Linked DNA regions of Mus musculus: region 1 is linked to region 2. The links are chromatin loops, found by intact Hi-C in ENCODE. Cell type or tissue: left cerebral cortex. All regions are shown on one strand.

Region 1 (8,000 bases), 150 kb before region 2:
GAGAGCAAAGCATCCTGGGAGTACATATCACCTTTGTCTTTACCCCTTGTTAAAGTACCTAACTCAGGGTTATAGGTTAAATCAAGTTCCTTACTTTAGTCACTGGGCAGAACAGTCACTCAATACACTCAGCCCTCCTTATCTTTGTGTTCTACGTCCAGCCATGGCTCTAATCATCCAATCATGACCAGAAAATGTTTCCAAGGAAACAATTCTATCTGTCATGGATATGTATGGATGTTTTCCTCTTGGTCATTATCCTATAAACAGTATAATGTAGTGATTTCACTAGGATTTAGATTGTCTTAGGTATTATCAGTAACCTTAATCATGATTCTAAGTGTGCATGAGCGTGTTTGTAAGCTCTAAATGAACACTCACATGTCATATGAGATGTAAGCATTGTGGGAGTCCTAGAGCCAATCTGCTGTAGGTTCCTAAGAGCTGCTGATGTACAGACTAGGGAATGAATGGTGTAAAGAAGAAATGATTGAAAGTGAGGTGAACTTAAATGTGTCAGAAATGCTATTGTGCCCCGATATTATCCTACCCAAACTATGGGGTGACTTGCCTTCTCGCTAAGGACCAGATGAGTCTCTCTGAGGACTTCCCTGTACTGAAGAGGGAGGTCCAGTGTAGACACTGATTCTGTAGGCATCCAGGGCACTTCCTCCATAGCGTTCTCTGATTCTGCAAAGTCAATCTGTTAATGCTCTCCAGCCTCCTTCTCTTTGTTCGGGAGCCCAGTGTATTAATTAAAAACTGCAGGCAGCTGTAAGTATCTCCAGAACAAGGATTAAGCCAGCTTTCTGTCAATTGCTTTCAAAGCCATTGCTATTTGCTAGAGCAATGCTTTCTTTAGGGGTTAAAGCAACTTGCTTTTCACTCTTCTATCTCCTCCATTACCACATCGCCCTGCTGGCCCCTTCCCCTGATTTGTGCCTTAAGTCAACTGCAAAAGGAAGATCCTGTGCCAAAGCCATAGAAGTCCCCTTCAGATACGTGTCCCCTTCAGTCATACATGTCCTCAAGCAGAGCCAATACAGGAGAGGCCCAGACCCCAGTAATTTCGCCAAGCTCTCAGCCTCAGCTGTGTTAAACTATCAGTCAGTACTTAGGTGTACCAGTGGCACAAGGAAGAAGGAGGCAGAGTTTTACTCTACAGAAACCATTTTTGTTAGTTCTTGGTTTCGCTTTGGTGGCCTAAGAGCTGCTCCCTCTGTTATAGTAAGTGAGCACTCTGGGAGAGGAAGGTATGCCTTTGATGACAACAGTGGACAGAACATAGGTAGTCCTGCAGATGCCAGAACATCTACAGCAGTGAAGCGTGCCGTGGTCGACCCTCAATATATGATGAATGTTAAGGCAAACTACCTGCCAGGTTCTACTAGAGGACCTTTAAGGCTCTGCCTGGGCTGGAAGACAACACTGTCAATCAAGCCATGCTGTGTTTAAGGCTCGCAAACTGGATCGTGGACAAGCAGGGCTGTCCACCCTATGTCATTCCCAGCCCATATATAAGCTGGAGGAGGACATGGGGTGGGAGGCAGCCATCTACAAAGGCAGAGCGTAATTAAACATCTCAGAGCCCCCAGACAATTTGTAATTTACAGATCTCTCATGTTATCAGCAATGAATATTAAGTAAATCAATAAATTCTCCACTGAAGTGATAAATAATCAACAATAATAGCACGAAATCAGTCTGAACTCAACTCTAATGTGACTATAAAATAAAAATGTCAACTCCAAACCAGGCTTTACTTATTTATTCATTTTTGAGGCCAAATGGGAACTGCATTGAATTTCTCTCCATTGGTGACCATGGGCCATTACTCACTCCATGGCCTTTCATGCTTACACTGATGTCCACGACACCCCACAGCACCCTCATTTGGAAGCCCATGGAACGAAATGGATATGAAATATCCATATCCGCAGCCCTGTGTGCACACTCATGCACACAATCCCTCAATGGGGTGGGCATGTGTCTTGTTGCTGTGCAGCTCAGCAGAATATGCAGTGAAAACAGCTCCAGCAAAGGAGAGGGAAGGGAAGAGATCTAAATCAGGATAGCATAAATAAGCCTGTGGCAGGCGGAGGAACCCAAACATCTAATAACACCAGGGGAAAGTCACTGCAGAATTTATATAAAAACAGTATATCAGAAAAGCCATTTGAGAGACCTTGAAGAGGCAGGACTATCACACACACACACACACACACACACACACACACTTGTTTACTACTCTGTGGTTTGAATGTGTAAGAATTGTTCTTTTGTGAAGAACTGGAGGTCAATTTGATTATTTGCTGGCACCAATCAGCCCCTTTTATCTCACCATTGTAGTTGTGCACTCTGTCCATTCTCTCTCTCTCTCTCTCTCTCTCTCTGTGTGTGTGTGTGTGTGTGTGTGTGTGTGAATTATATCTGACCTACGCTTGTAATTGTCCATTAATAGTTTCATTGTGACCAGTTTACACTTGCATCTTTCGTCTTCTTTCCTAGACTTTATTGCCATCATATTTCAGTCATAAACACAGGGTGGAGGAAACAACTCAGTCAGTAAAATGCTTTATGCTCCAGCCTGAGGGCTTAAGTTCGATTCTCAGCACTTACATTAAAGCTTGGGGTAATGGGGTGGCAGTGTATTTCTCTGGCCCCAGTTCTGGGGAGGCAGTAAAAGGGAGATCCCTGGCGCTCGATAGCCAGGGAGTCTAGCCGAAACAGTAAGCTCGAGGTCCAGTAAGAGTCTCTCTCAATATATAAGGTGGAAACTGACAGAGAAAGACAGCCAGTGTTAACCTTGGGTGTCCACAGCATGCAGAGTTGCACACACAGAAATATATGCACCCTTATAAACACAGAGAGGGGGAAATAAGTCATAAACAAACCCCTCAATTTATTTTAAATCCCTATATTTCTTTTACTCCCCCTGAGCCTCTGCCAGGATATATAAGATACGTAAGCATGGATTTGCTGTAGCTACTTTCTGTTCGTGGTTGGCCTAGTTTGAAGCATAATTTCTACCCTTTCTTCCCTTTCTTTGGTCAACAGCTTCTTTCTTCTGGGTAAGCTCATTCTTCAAGACTGCAGTAGCATGGTAAGAATTTCCAGGGAACTTCATCCAGTCCCCATGGCTCAGTGCAGGAGAGGCTGAACCAGAAGATGTATGACCAGGAAGTTTGCTTCTTCTACTGGTTGCACTGAGCAGGGTCCCATCTGCTGATGACTGGGCAGCTGTTTCAGACAGAATGCCTGACCCTAGAAGGCAGTTAGCCATTCTGTAAGGAGGGGGATACAAGCACAAGTTTCACACTGGGGCCTCACCCTAGTGTTCTCACCTGGCAACTCCTGTTCTACTACTGTCTTGTCTCATTCCTGAAGAGACCTACTTCCAACTTCCAGCAGCATCTGGCTCCACAGCTTCTGAGAGGCTCGTCAATCACACCACTCAGTAAGACATCGTGTTGTGGCTACTGTGTGTCCTTCAGTGAGCCAGATGCTACAGGCAATAAACTGGAAAATGTAAAGCATGCTTTCGGCCCCTCTGCAGCTTATGTTCTCATTAGAGGGAATTCAGAAATATGAAAATCCATGACTGAACACCCAGCACATCCCTCTATATGCCCATCTTTGTTTTCAGTATCCACTCTCTTTTGTTTTGACTGAAAGCAAAGGGTATGCATGATTCCTCTCCTCCATGATGATCCTTGCCATGGCGTTTCATATCTGTGGTAGGTAGTCAGCTAGCTGCTCCCAGAGAGATGCTAACATTTGGATCTTGAATGTCCCTCAAATAGCCACGTGTTAAAGGGTCAGTCTCCAAGGTAGTTCTATTGGCATGTGATAGAATCTTTGAACAGGAGGTCTTAGGAAAGGGTCATTGGAAGCAGACCTTTGACAGGGGTTATGTACCTCAGAGCTCCTTCCCCAGTCACTGTTTGTATTTCTGGAGGATGTGGTAGGCAGTTTTGCTCTGCCATTCGTCCCTGCTATACTACCCAGCACCCTCCTCAGAGGCTTAAAGGCAATGCATCCACCCAACCAGAGAATGGAACTTCTAAAGCATGAACCAATATAAACCTTTCCTCTTCATGAGTTGCTTATTATGGATATTTTGTTACAATGCTAGAAAACTGACTAATACAGGACTAAGAGAACTTTACCAATTTAATTTGATTCAAAATTTGTGAATATTTCTCAGTGTTACCAACACGAAGAAACTTTATTTCTGAACTAAGTATGCATCTTTGAATTTTCCTCTACTTGAGAAAAGTCTCCGGCCTCCTGGACCATGAATCTTTTCTCTAGCAGGTCTAATATTGGCAATTTTCCCTCCTTTGGACGGTGTATCTTTGTTCCTAGGGAGGCCTGACTTTCATTCTCTTTTGTCACCTTTTAGGTAAAGAAGTCTGAGTTTTGAATACAAATGAGATTTGATAGAACATACTAGCATGCTAGAATTTCTAAGATAAGAATGCAGACAAGACTCATGGTTTCCCATCCAATCTTCATTCTGTGAGTTGAGATGGGGAAGAGAGAGGGAGAGAAAGAGATGTAGTTCCCCAACCAACCAACCTTCTGTGAGGTAAGATGTTAAGGAAGAAGAAAAAGGGAGGGGGGAGGAAAGAATGGAGGGAATAAGAGAGAAGGGAGGGGAGGAGGGAGGGAAGAAAGGGAAGAAAGAGGGACTGAGGGGGGAAGACAGAGAGAGAGAGAGTGTGTGGCATAGTGGCACGGAGCAAGACTGGTTGGCCAAAGTGTCCCCAGCTGTGCCTCACAGAAGGCTGTATCTTCTATGTGTAGGAGGAACATGAAAATGTCTTAAAATATGCCAAGCGTGAGTGAGTAAGGGCCTGAAAGCAGAAACAAGAATGAGTGGTGAGAAGATCATAGTGGGGAAGCAAGGCTTGCCTGAGCTGGACCATTTATGAGTCATGAAATTGGGTGACTAAACTCAGATTCCAAAAGGCCTTGGCCACCAAACAATGTAAACAATGGAGATCAGAGCAGTGTGGTCCTTATGGACATCAGACACCCTTTGATGTTTTAAAGCTGAGACATAATTCAATGCTCAGGTTGAGAGTTGTGGCCAGATGCCTTACATTTCTCTTGGGCCCGTTGCCTGATCTATCTTGGACTCCAAACACACTGGCATGCAGATTTTCTTGGATTCTTTATTTTGCTTTGAATGTACACAGTGGAGAACTCGATGTGAGCTTGGCTGGTTGCTCTAAAGGAAAGGGCTGTGTTGTGTATGCATCTGTTGATGCAACTGGTACCCAGACCATCTGTGGGTGGTTCCTGCCATTCTTAGCAACCTTCCTCTCTTGGAGAATGAAGGGTGCTACGTTGAGTCACTTGGTGGCCACCGAATTTTATTTTTGGAATGTGTCCTAGATATAGCAGGCGTCCCACTCACCATGCAGAAGAAAATGCCCTTTGAGAAGAGGATCCCTATTTGCCTGACAACAGCACTCTGGTACAGCAATCTCTCTCTTTTGTCAGAGGTTGAATGGAGAGATGCTCAGCCTTTGATATCTGCTAGCTGGAGCCCAGGGAGAACCTAAGCACCATGGGGTGCTCCCAGCCTGACTTGCACTTATCTGTCACTCCATGAGAAGCACATCACCATTTCAGTGTTCCAGAAGAATCAGAATATCAACATTTAAGAGCTACAAGGAACATTATCCCCTTGACAGCAGTTCCAGTAAAGGGTCATTCTGCTGATTCTTTCTAGCTTCCTCTTCAGAAAACTCACCACCCCACAAAGAATTATAATTCATGGTGCCCAGATAACTCATCATGCTGGTGGAAACACTGAACTATGTATCTAGAGCTAACCAAAAATAACTATGGGGCCAACTGATCCATCTCTAGGAACTTGTTTAAAGGAATAAATGAATGAATGAGTATGGATGGATAAATTTAGGGTATTCATTTCTCTGTGTGTGCACTAGTAGAGGATCCTGTTTGGAAACCTGTTTGTGAATGCTAAATATCAATATAGAGAGCAAAGAATAGCTAACAATTTTAGCCCTTGCTGTGTGCCAGGCACATTCCTGAAAATCTTCCATGTATTATTTTCATTGATCCTTGACTCAGTCCTGGCTGCTTGGTGGAGCATGTACATGTGTGCTAGGTGCACTCAGGAGTGAGCACTTCGAGATTTTGATAAGCAGCTGGAGGTGCCTCCCTTCTGACACCTCTTCCAGGAAGGCTCCTGAATTCTTTTTTTCTTTTTTTCTCCCTCGGTGCTGTTAAACTAACATGTTGGCCCAGGCCAGTCACCTTTCAGAGCAGGTGGGAGTTTTGGGGACTTTGGGGAGAAGCACAAAGAAAGCCTGGAGGGAGGAAACTGAATCTCGCTGGTTTGTCATAAGTGTCTTTCTAGCAAATGCATTTTCCTGCGTAGTTGTTTCCCATGTCTTGGGAAACCTAAGTCCTTCAGAGCTATCTTCTTCTCTCAGTCCTAGAGTAGGGATAGCCCATTATTTAGAGTGCTGTATGGTGAGCCAGGATCGCTACAGCATTCTACTTTTTTTCTAACTTTCGGACTAGTGCTCAACTTTCCTGGACCCTCTCTGTGCCTGGGACAGGACTGAGAACTCTTCTCAGTTGCACTAATCTCCCTCCATAAAGGAGGATGGGTTCATACAGCAAGAGAGCTTTTACTTTGTTCTGATCTTGAAACTTGACCATTTTTTTTTACTATCAAGCCCAATTTCAATAATATAGAATTGGTTTCTTATTAAATCATAGGAAAAAGATATCAAGCGTGGTAGGTATTGTACTTTAAGTTGATTACAAAAAGCATTTATTGAGGTTTAACCACTAGGAAGTGGATAGAAAATCAATTACACGGTAGTTAAGCATCCAATAATATGTGTTTTAATGAACAATTCATACTTAACACCTCTTATGAAATAATGAGCTGTGTTGGAGTTTGGGGACAACCAAGCAACACTTGGGATATCTGGGCTGACTCTCAAGGGACCCTGGACCATGTTTGATCAAATAGCATCTCAGAGCTTTGGACCAATGATATATGAGGGCTGGTTCACTGTCTGTGCTAGCCTCACGCCTCAGCACTTACTACATAAATAGACATACAACTTCTTGGAGTTTCCCCATGGAGACTGAAAAAAAATGTGCAGAGGTCAGACTGGCCTGACGAGTGACCAGGGTAGGATTCCTAGGTTGAGTGGTACTGTGCTCTGAAACATCAGCATTCCAGGTTTCCTGGGTGCATAAAAACAGTGTAACTCTTCTCAGCCTGTAACAGCTGCTGAGACCCACCCTCCACTGATGGCCACAGTGTCTCCCACATGAAGTGTCAGAGTCAGATCCAGGACTCTCAGACTGGAAGCTGTGTGTGTGCCAGTTGTATGTACACATATAACTCAGCTCATTACAATCCAGGCTTCTCCTTTAAGACTACTCTGACAAAGCAGATGTGATTTTTAGATCAGAAGGAGCTGGAGAGTTTCAGAATTTGTCAAGACATTCACATTTCCAGCTATATTGAGAATTGGTCTGGAATTCTCTGACTCTACTTCCATTCCAGAGTCTATAGTAAGTGGTATTAGGCATAAAGGAGTCTGCTGGTTTTGTTGTCATTATTGTGTGTGTTTGAGGTACGTATGTATTCATGTAGGACATGTGTTTGTGTGTGCTCTTGTGCTTGTGAAAATCAGGTGTTCATTCAGTATCCTCCTCAAACATTCTCTATTTTATCTTTTGAGAAAGCTCTACTGATTGGCTAGACCTGCTGGCCAGAGATCTCTAGAGATCTGCTGTCTATCTCCAGCCCAGTCCCAGGACCAGCACTACAGATGTGTGCTGCCATGCCGGCCTTTTTACATGGGTGCTAGAGATCCATGTGCTTAAACTGCAAGCACTTTACTCCGTGAGCAATCTCCTAGCCCCTACTAGTTCACAGTTTGTTCCTCTCAAGAGTCCTTGAGTTTAACCAATTCACAGTTATTTGGCAGAGT
Region 2 (8,000 bases):
ATCCCTCCCAGCGAACTGAGGAGCTGAACCATCAGTTACGTTCGTTCACAGTTAATCTTTCCAAGGAAAACATAGCCAGTCATCTTTTTGCTCTAGGAAAAACAAAACAAGACAAAATGGGGGTGGGGGGTGCCAAGAGTTTGCCTAACATGTTAGATCTCACTTCCTTCCCTTTGGCAGGAAAGACAATATTAGGAAAGATCTTCTGTGTTCCGGGTGTGTTTGTGCTAATTTGGGGGTGGAGTGTATTCTACTGTCTTCAGCATCTGGCAAAGCTTTCAGTTATGTGGATAACAAATACTGCCATGTTACTGCCTCTCATAATACTCATTGTGTACTCCTCCAGGTAAAGCAAGCTATTTGTTTGTGGTTCCAAACTCCAATACAAAGAGTCACTCAGGAACTGAGATGGCGGGAGCTGATAATGCCTACCCAACTGGAGGCTGACTGGCTCCGCTGCCTCATTCTTGTCCCATCCACTCCTCCGCTGTTCTCTCCTAAGAGCAGCCTCCCTGGCTCAGGAGGAATTGCATTCAGCTCACACTCCTCCTGATAACACAGCTGCTCCCTTTCCTTACATTAATAGAGGAAAAAGCCCACACCCAGCATCTTCCATTACCTGTAACGATTTCCCTCTAGCTTAAATGAGGGTATGTGGAGACAGCCATTGCCCATCCCTTCGCCCTCCTACCTCCCACCAGGCTTGTTAGAAAAGCCCAGCTCTGTTTTATTTCCATCACAACTAGCCACCTGTTCAGCAGCTCCAGTACTATGAGTGACTCAAGCCAGGGCTGCCTCCGTGCCTCTGAGCAGGATCAGAGCAGCCTCACCAGTGCTCCAGCGTGCTGCCCAAGGACACCTAGGGTGGGACATTGGCAGAGAGCTAAGTGGGGCCTGTGCTACTTGGCTGAACTCTGTGAACTACATGCAAGCCTGAGTTGACCCGTTTTCTTAATGAGACAAAGCTTCAGTCACTTTCATAAGAAAAAGACCCAAACTCGACGCTGGAGAAAGTGATGTCTGCATTAAACTCTCTGTAGCCCTCTTTCTCTGGTTGTGTTTCCTTTAATGTTATTAATTTTTATTAAGGTTGTTTTATTATTGATGACCATTATTATGTTTTTCTACAAACATAATAGAACTCTGTTCTACTATTCATACGCTTTGGGGGACAGGACTTGACACAGTTTAAAAATAATTTTTCCATTATAATGTGATATTACCACATCAGAGCAAATTTGGAAACCAGAGAAAAGAAAAGAGAATCCACCCAGTCTCACCAGTCTAACACAAACACTGTTAGCATTTGGAGGAATCTCCTATGAGTCTTTATCTTATGCATATTTTAACAGGGTAGTAATTATCTCTACTTACATTTTTATCTTTTTTTTCACATAGTATAGTTATCATATGCAATTTCCATATTACATAATTCTCCTAAATGATCATTTTAATGATTCTATAATATTCTATCAAGCCTCTGAACCATAATTTATCTAAGCATTTCTCAACTGTTGAGTATTTTGGCTGTTCCTGTAGTTATGCTTATACGATGCTTTTGTGTGTACGTTTGTTTTACAGCTAGAAATATCTTTTTAGAGCAGACCAACAAAGGCAGAAGTATTGAGTTCAATGGGTGCATGTTTTGGGGCTATTGATATGTCCTAACAGTAGCTTTTCTATGCACAGTCTAGCCTATCATAAGGAACATGAACACTTGATTGACAAGTCAGGGACAAATGAAATTTCTTCTATGCTACCCATGTCGGAAGCCTCAGAAAAATACACACAGTATAGCATTACTTTGTTAGAGTGAAAAAAGAAATGTTAATCCCATACATAACTCAAAGTGTGTATTCTGCTGTGTGGAGAGGTTGTCAAACAGAGAGGAATCTGGCTCACTGTCACCATAAACAATAGTGAAAAGCTGATTTCTGATCGAAAGGTTTTGGAGAAACAACCTCCCTTTGGCCATCATAATCCCCAACCCCTGTGCCCACTATCCTTCTGTCCCCATGAGAATTCAGAAGACTATGCTACAAGCACTCCCCCTGCTTTATACTTGAAGAACAATGTGTCTTGAAGACCTTTCTCCTCTAAGAACTGCTTTCCCTTAGGATGCTTGCCTTTCCTACAAACTGCTAGGAAACACAGAGCTCCCCTCTCCAGGTTCTGAAAGCCCTGCTCCTGAAGATGACGCCCATGACCAAAGATGAGCTTTCTCCTGACACGGGCATTCTCTTGGTAACCTACCATTCATAAGGCAACTGTTTGTGCTTCTATTTCCAGAAGAAATTTATTTGGATGCAGAAAAGGCTCTCAGTCAAATGGTTTGACTGCCACACTGACCTGTGCAAGTGGTTGACACTAGGAGACACAGGGGGACAGATACCCTGTCTAGAAGGTATCCAATTGAGGCATTGTAGTTTGAGGCTATGTCCACCACCACCACCACCCCCCAATCAGCTCTCCCCCTCCTCCCCTTCTCCTCCCCTTCGCCTCTTCCTCCCACTCCTCCTCCTTTACCTCTTCTCCTTCCTCCCCCTTCTCCTCTCCCTCCTCCACTTCTTCCTTTTCCTGCTCCTCATCTTCCTCTTCTTAGAGTATCATTTTTAAAATATTTTAGTCTTTGACAATAGCTTCAGATTTGCTAATAGTAGAAAGTTTCCATATACCCTATGGGGGTTTCCCTTATTGTTAACATCCTTCCTGGATACAGTGCATTTGACACCATTAAAGAACCAATATCGGTGCATCATTATTAACATAACAACACCATACCATATTGCGATTCACCACTTTTTACATAAAGTCTTTGTAGTGCCTCAAGCATGTGCTGCCCAGATGCCTAACTGTTGATGGTAACCTTCAGCTCAAAGCCAAGGTGGTGCTCATCAGATTTCTCCCCACTGTGCAATTGTCTGTTCTCCCCACTTTTCACACTTCATCTTTTTAGAACGCCATCACTATGTGACTGTGGTCAGACTAGGAACTCATGTTCTGCTCCTGTAAGGGAAGAGCAATTACACGAATCATTTGGAATTTGTACACTGGTAGTTTGTATTTTCCATTTTTTTTAAAGTTCTTTTTTATGTGTGTATATTGGGGGGAGGAGGGTAAGTAAGTGCCAGAAGAGGATTTCAGATTCCCTGAAACTATAGTTATAGACTGTCATTAGCAGCCTGATGTGGGTGATGAAAACCTAATTTGGAGTCTTCTGTAAGAGCAACAAGTTCTCTTCCCCACAGAGCCATCTCTCTGGCCCAGTCCTTTCATTAAAAAAAATATATATATTTATCCATTCATTTATTTAGCTCAAGGAAATAACTCTATGTTCTGGGTGCATGTCATTTTGGAGGAGGGAGATTATCAATCAGTACTACTGTATTTTAGGGTTAACCACCCCATGTTTAGCCATTGAGAGCTCTTCCCATGACTTCTGTGTCCGTTTGCAACACACATCATAAGTCTTTATGTGGTTTTTATGGGGCATCGTATGGGTTAAATTGTATTCTCCAGACCCAGTGTGTTGAAATTTGAAACTTCGATGCCTCAAAATGTGAATTTATAGGGAAAAGGTCTACTACAGATATAACTCATTTAGAGTATGTCATAGTGGAGTAAGGTAGGAAGTTCAAACGAAGCCCTTATAGCAGAGGGACCTACATAGGGAGAAGAGCACAATGATGACAGAGGTAGAGATCATGCTGATTCATTCCACAAGGATGCTCCACAGAGCGCTAAACATTGCTGGAAAAGCACCCAACGGTAGGATGAGCCAGGGTAGGATCACCCCACGCACCCCACAGGTCTCAGGGGAAGCATGGTGCGGCAGACACCTTAATTTTATTCTTCTGTTTTATTGAGAACTGTGAGAAGATAAACCGTTGTTGTTTCAAGCTTCCTAGTTTGTTGTAATTCACTTTGTGAAACCTCAGAAACAGACCAGGGCACTTCACTTTAGGCATGTGCCTTGTGTTTCTGACATTGTAAGAGGCCCCACGATCTCCTTGCGCATGCATGTCCTGCCACAGTCACAGAATGAAGTCTTTTCTCAAGGAGCCCTAGTTCTTTTTTTTTTTTTTTTTTTTTTTTAATCTGAGGTCTGGGAGTGCTTGTTTCTGTAAGAGTTCTGTTGCTTCCAGGCTTTGTCAGGAGACAGAGCAAGGAATTACATATATTCATACTGGCCCTCACACGCCTGCCTCTAAATAGGCCCATCTATATTCAGCTAAACATAAGTTCATCCTGATGCCTCCTTCTCCCATCCATTAGCACACAGATCCTTCCAGCATCCTCGTTTTGCTTCTTTGAAACTTCCCACTCACTCAGACCATCTGCCACGCATCCACTCAGTTGGGCAGTTCTCCTGCACCTGCACGGCAGACACTATTCCTTTCTAATTCATACAAGTGTTCTACGGTGGCCGAGCAGCACCCTGATGTCCACCCACACACTGAAGCTCCAAGACCTGCACTTCTTTCCCCCTTCTCTAGAACCTAACCGTAATCTCAGGAAAGAACGTTCTCAGGTATCAGCAACTTTCTATCCACAGGAGTAAGCTAGGCGAAGGCTCAGAACGATGAGACACCAAAGCATGTCCGCACAGCACTCACCTTCACGGTCAAGGAGGTGTGGGCAAGCTTCCCCCCACTTTCAGCTTTCTCCTTTTAAATCTGTAGCCTCCAGACTGGGAGCAAAAGGGAGAGAGGGCCAAAGGAAGGTGCAGGGCTGCCTTTTAAAGCCAGGCTTGGGAATCATTTATACTCCTTTAACAGGCATGTAGCTGTCAGAACACTGTTATAGCTTGATCCCAACTTCTGGGCAGATCGAGCATCAGTCCTCTCCCTTGGAGCTCAGAGAGGGCAACCTTATGCCATGAACATATCCCTGTCTCCAAGTGAGCCTTCGTGTGAACTGTAATCAGTGCGTTAATTTCCCCAAAATTATTTTTTTTTAAATCTTAACTTTGTAACAAAATGTCTTGTTTTATTATTATTTTTAAATCTTGAATATCTATAGAGGGAGCGGGAAGAAACATTCAATGAAAGTTTTAGTCATCTACTCTTGAAAACCTATGTCTAGTTAGCACCTCGTCTTCCCATGTCAGGTTGTTCCTAATATTCAGATTTTTTTAAAACATGCCCATTTGCTTGTGAACATGTCCACATGTCACCCATTACTCGCCCCCCCCCCAGGGACTAAATCCAGGTAGGTGAGTTTGGTGATCGAAGGAACTCTCTAATGCCCTTGAATGACACACTAGACAAAGGGACTCAAGAGCCACTGATGGAGGGCACTTCACAAAGTGCCTGAAGCTATTGGGACAGTTAATGCTTTGAATAGCAAAGAAAGATACCCCATTCTTCTGAAAAGTTAATGTCAAAAGGAACCTTACAAATGAGGCCCAAATAATGTTTTAATGACATAGCAGCAATGCTTATGGTAATTTAACATTGGCAAGGAAAAGCATGACACAAAATTGAATGCACAATCTGAATTCACTCTCTAATATGCTATGCACCAAGAAAGCAGAATCTAGGAAAATATTAACAGTGTTTTCTCTAGGTGGTGGGATAATGGGTGTTTTGAATTATCTTGTTTAGACTTGTGGTGTGTGTGTGTGTTTCCAAGCTTTCTATAATGAGTATACATGACTTCTGTGATCAGAAAAGGAGAGCTAAGAGAAAGAGTGTTTAAAGTATCCAATCCAGTTCACTCCCCATTGTAGGGACGAGAAATCTGATGCTCAGAGATCCGTTGACCAGTTCAACATCTTGTATTATTAACTTGAAAGGTCAGGAGGCAAGGCACTCCCATAGAGTTGCTTCATCCCCACAGCTCCCCTTAGAGTCTGGCAGCTAGACATAGCTAAGCCTCCATCTTACCGGTAGGAAATGTCACCCAACTCTCCAACTTACACCACCCACTTATCCTGACCACATGCTCCCTAAGTTTAAAGTGCTTCCCAGTACTTCCTTCAGTGTCTGCCCGGAGGTCCAGGAACTCATAAAAGCCAGCACTAGCTAACCAGGAAGGAAAAACAGGCTCTTCTCTAGCACCTGCCGTCAGCCACACATTATGTTGGAATTCAGAAGTAAGGCAGCAACAGTGGACAGAGTTAGCAGATGTTTCAACTCACGGCAAACTGAAGCATGGGGCTGTTTCATCCCATTTGGTGGATGAAGAGACTCATGCATGCTCAGACTGCCGATGCAGAGCTGAGGGAAACTTAATCTCATGCTTTCTGATCTGAGCCGCCTTCCTCATCATCACTAAGCTACCACATATCTGGCACCAATTAAAAGTCCATGGTGTCTTAGTTGTATTCCCGGAAGGACCACAACTGCATCCTAATCTTGAGATTGCAGCTGGCTCTACACCTCAGCCTTAGCCCCAGGTTTTCCACTCAGCCTCACCCAGGTGGCTTGCCCAGTGCTCCGAGGTGATGGATCTGTTGCCAGCTGTAGGCATCTGGGCTCTTCGGAGTCCCTGCCTACCTTTACACAGGACATTCCCTAAGCCTGCTGGCCTGTCAGGAAGCAGCTCTGAGAAGATGTATACTGATGAGGACTCTCAGCCCCCAAATTCATTTTTCAAAGAAGCCAAGCAAAGCTGGTGATTTATCCTCTGTCACTCTGATTCCAGCATATGTTCCACATCAGGTAAGTGAGATAGAAGGGATGGTTCAGCAAACATTAAGTTAAAAAGAAACCCTGTCAGGCTTTCCCTCCAAGAGCTGGTTTTTATTTAAAGCCACAAAGTAATTAATTACGTTGAGTAATTCCTCTACCGCCCTTCTCCCTATTCAGCAGAAGATGCTCTCCTGACACAGTCACTGTGCACACACCCACACTCGAGCTTGGTTGGTGTGACTCCCACATTTTCTTACATCTTCCCAGCAAGCAGGCTCCCCTGTTGGCTTTCAGGTGAATTTGCTCCTTTGCTTCCTGGCTCTCCCTGGGCTTCTGCTTTGGTCCCCTCTCCTGTCACCTACATACACACTCCTTTTCTGGTTCCATAAGTACAGATCTTTATTCTACACAGAGCAGGGGTTTCTTCTCTGTGCACTGCCTTGTTCTCCCAATCTCTTGTAGAATTGGTGGCAGAGGACTTGGTTCAGTCAGTTTGTTTGATCCTAAGAAAAGAATATAATGGTGTGTCACTAGTTCATGAAGTTTGGAAAAATCATTTGAATATGAGAGATCATGAAGACTCTAGTGCCTTTGTTACCCACAGTAACACTTCGGGCAAAACCCTACAGATGGAAGGAAAGAAGACTAGAAGGGAGGAAGTGCAAACATTGTCATTTCATTCAGACCTACTATGTGCAAAGCTTGGTGTCATATAGTAGAAAGATGAAGAGGAGTAAGACAAAGTTCTGTTTCTAAACAGTCTGGTTGGGAAGACTCCCATACAAACAATAACCACAATGCAGTGGGAGATGTCCTCTAAATAGCCACTAAGATTTTCAGGGTTATTCAAGGACAGAATTGCATTGTTTGGGTTAGATAGGTTAAAAAAAAAAAAGGCTGTCCACATAGATTTTCCAAGAGACAGTTTTTATAAATATACATGGCAAGAAAGGAAGTAGAGGCACCTCAAGGATGAAGAGTAGCCTTGTGCGAGAGGACAGAGGAATAAAGGGACAGATCTTGCTGAGTCATTCATTAGAACTGCATGACTGGACCACGAGTGAGCATGGAAGACTTGAGATCTACAGGAGATGGAACTGGCCTCTGTACAGCTTTACCTCGAAGTCCAGTTCTTAATATGCCCATGGCTGAGAGCAACTGAAGAAGTGACATGCTCCATCTTGAATTTTCAGTTAATCATGTTCCGTCAATCACTCTGGTACTTGTATAAATTTGTGTATTGGTCCTCAAGGCAGCAAGCTGGAGACAGCTACCAAAATAAGGCAAAAAGGGCTACCACCACAGCAGCAACCACGAGTGTGGATGGTAGAGGCATTTCTCCAGTTTCTGCCACATTCCAGGCAC

The links. Hi-C counts contacts between places; a loop is a spot of excess contacts. Peaks named below come from ENCODE experiments on the same cell type or tissue, not always from the same donor. Only the 100,000 strongest peaks of a DNase experiment are listed, where the experiment ranks them.
Region 1: a loop joins it to region 2, with 11 times the contacts of the local background. A loop is called at or near these places in 2 of 42 quality-filtered maps.

Annotation. Positions count from the first base shown.
Region 1 is chr9:34,533,859-34,541,858 of GRCm38, forward strand. All of the region lies in intron 1 of Kirrel3 (kirre like nephrin family adhesion molecule 3), which reads left to right. Among named protein-coding and RNA genes, the nearest start is that of Kirrel3, 49 kb to the left of the region's middle. In left cerebral cortex, no CTCF peak of the experiment used is centred here; DNase peaks (open chromatin) are centred at 4,926 and 5,298; H3K27ac peaks cover 1,682 bases.
Region 2 is chr9:34,682,701-34,690,700 of GRCm38, forward strand. All of the region lies in intron 1 of Kirrel3 (kirre like nephrin family adhesion molecule 3), which reads left to right. Among named protein-coding and RNA genes, the nearest start is that of Gm33561, 170 kb to the right of the region's middle. In left cerebral cortex, a CTCF peak has its summit at 6,925; DNase peaks (open chromatin) are centred at 4,283 and 6,871.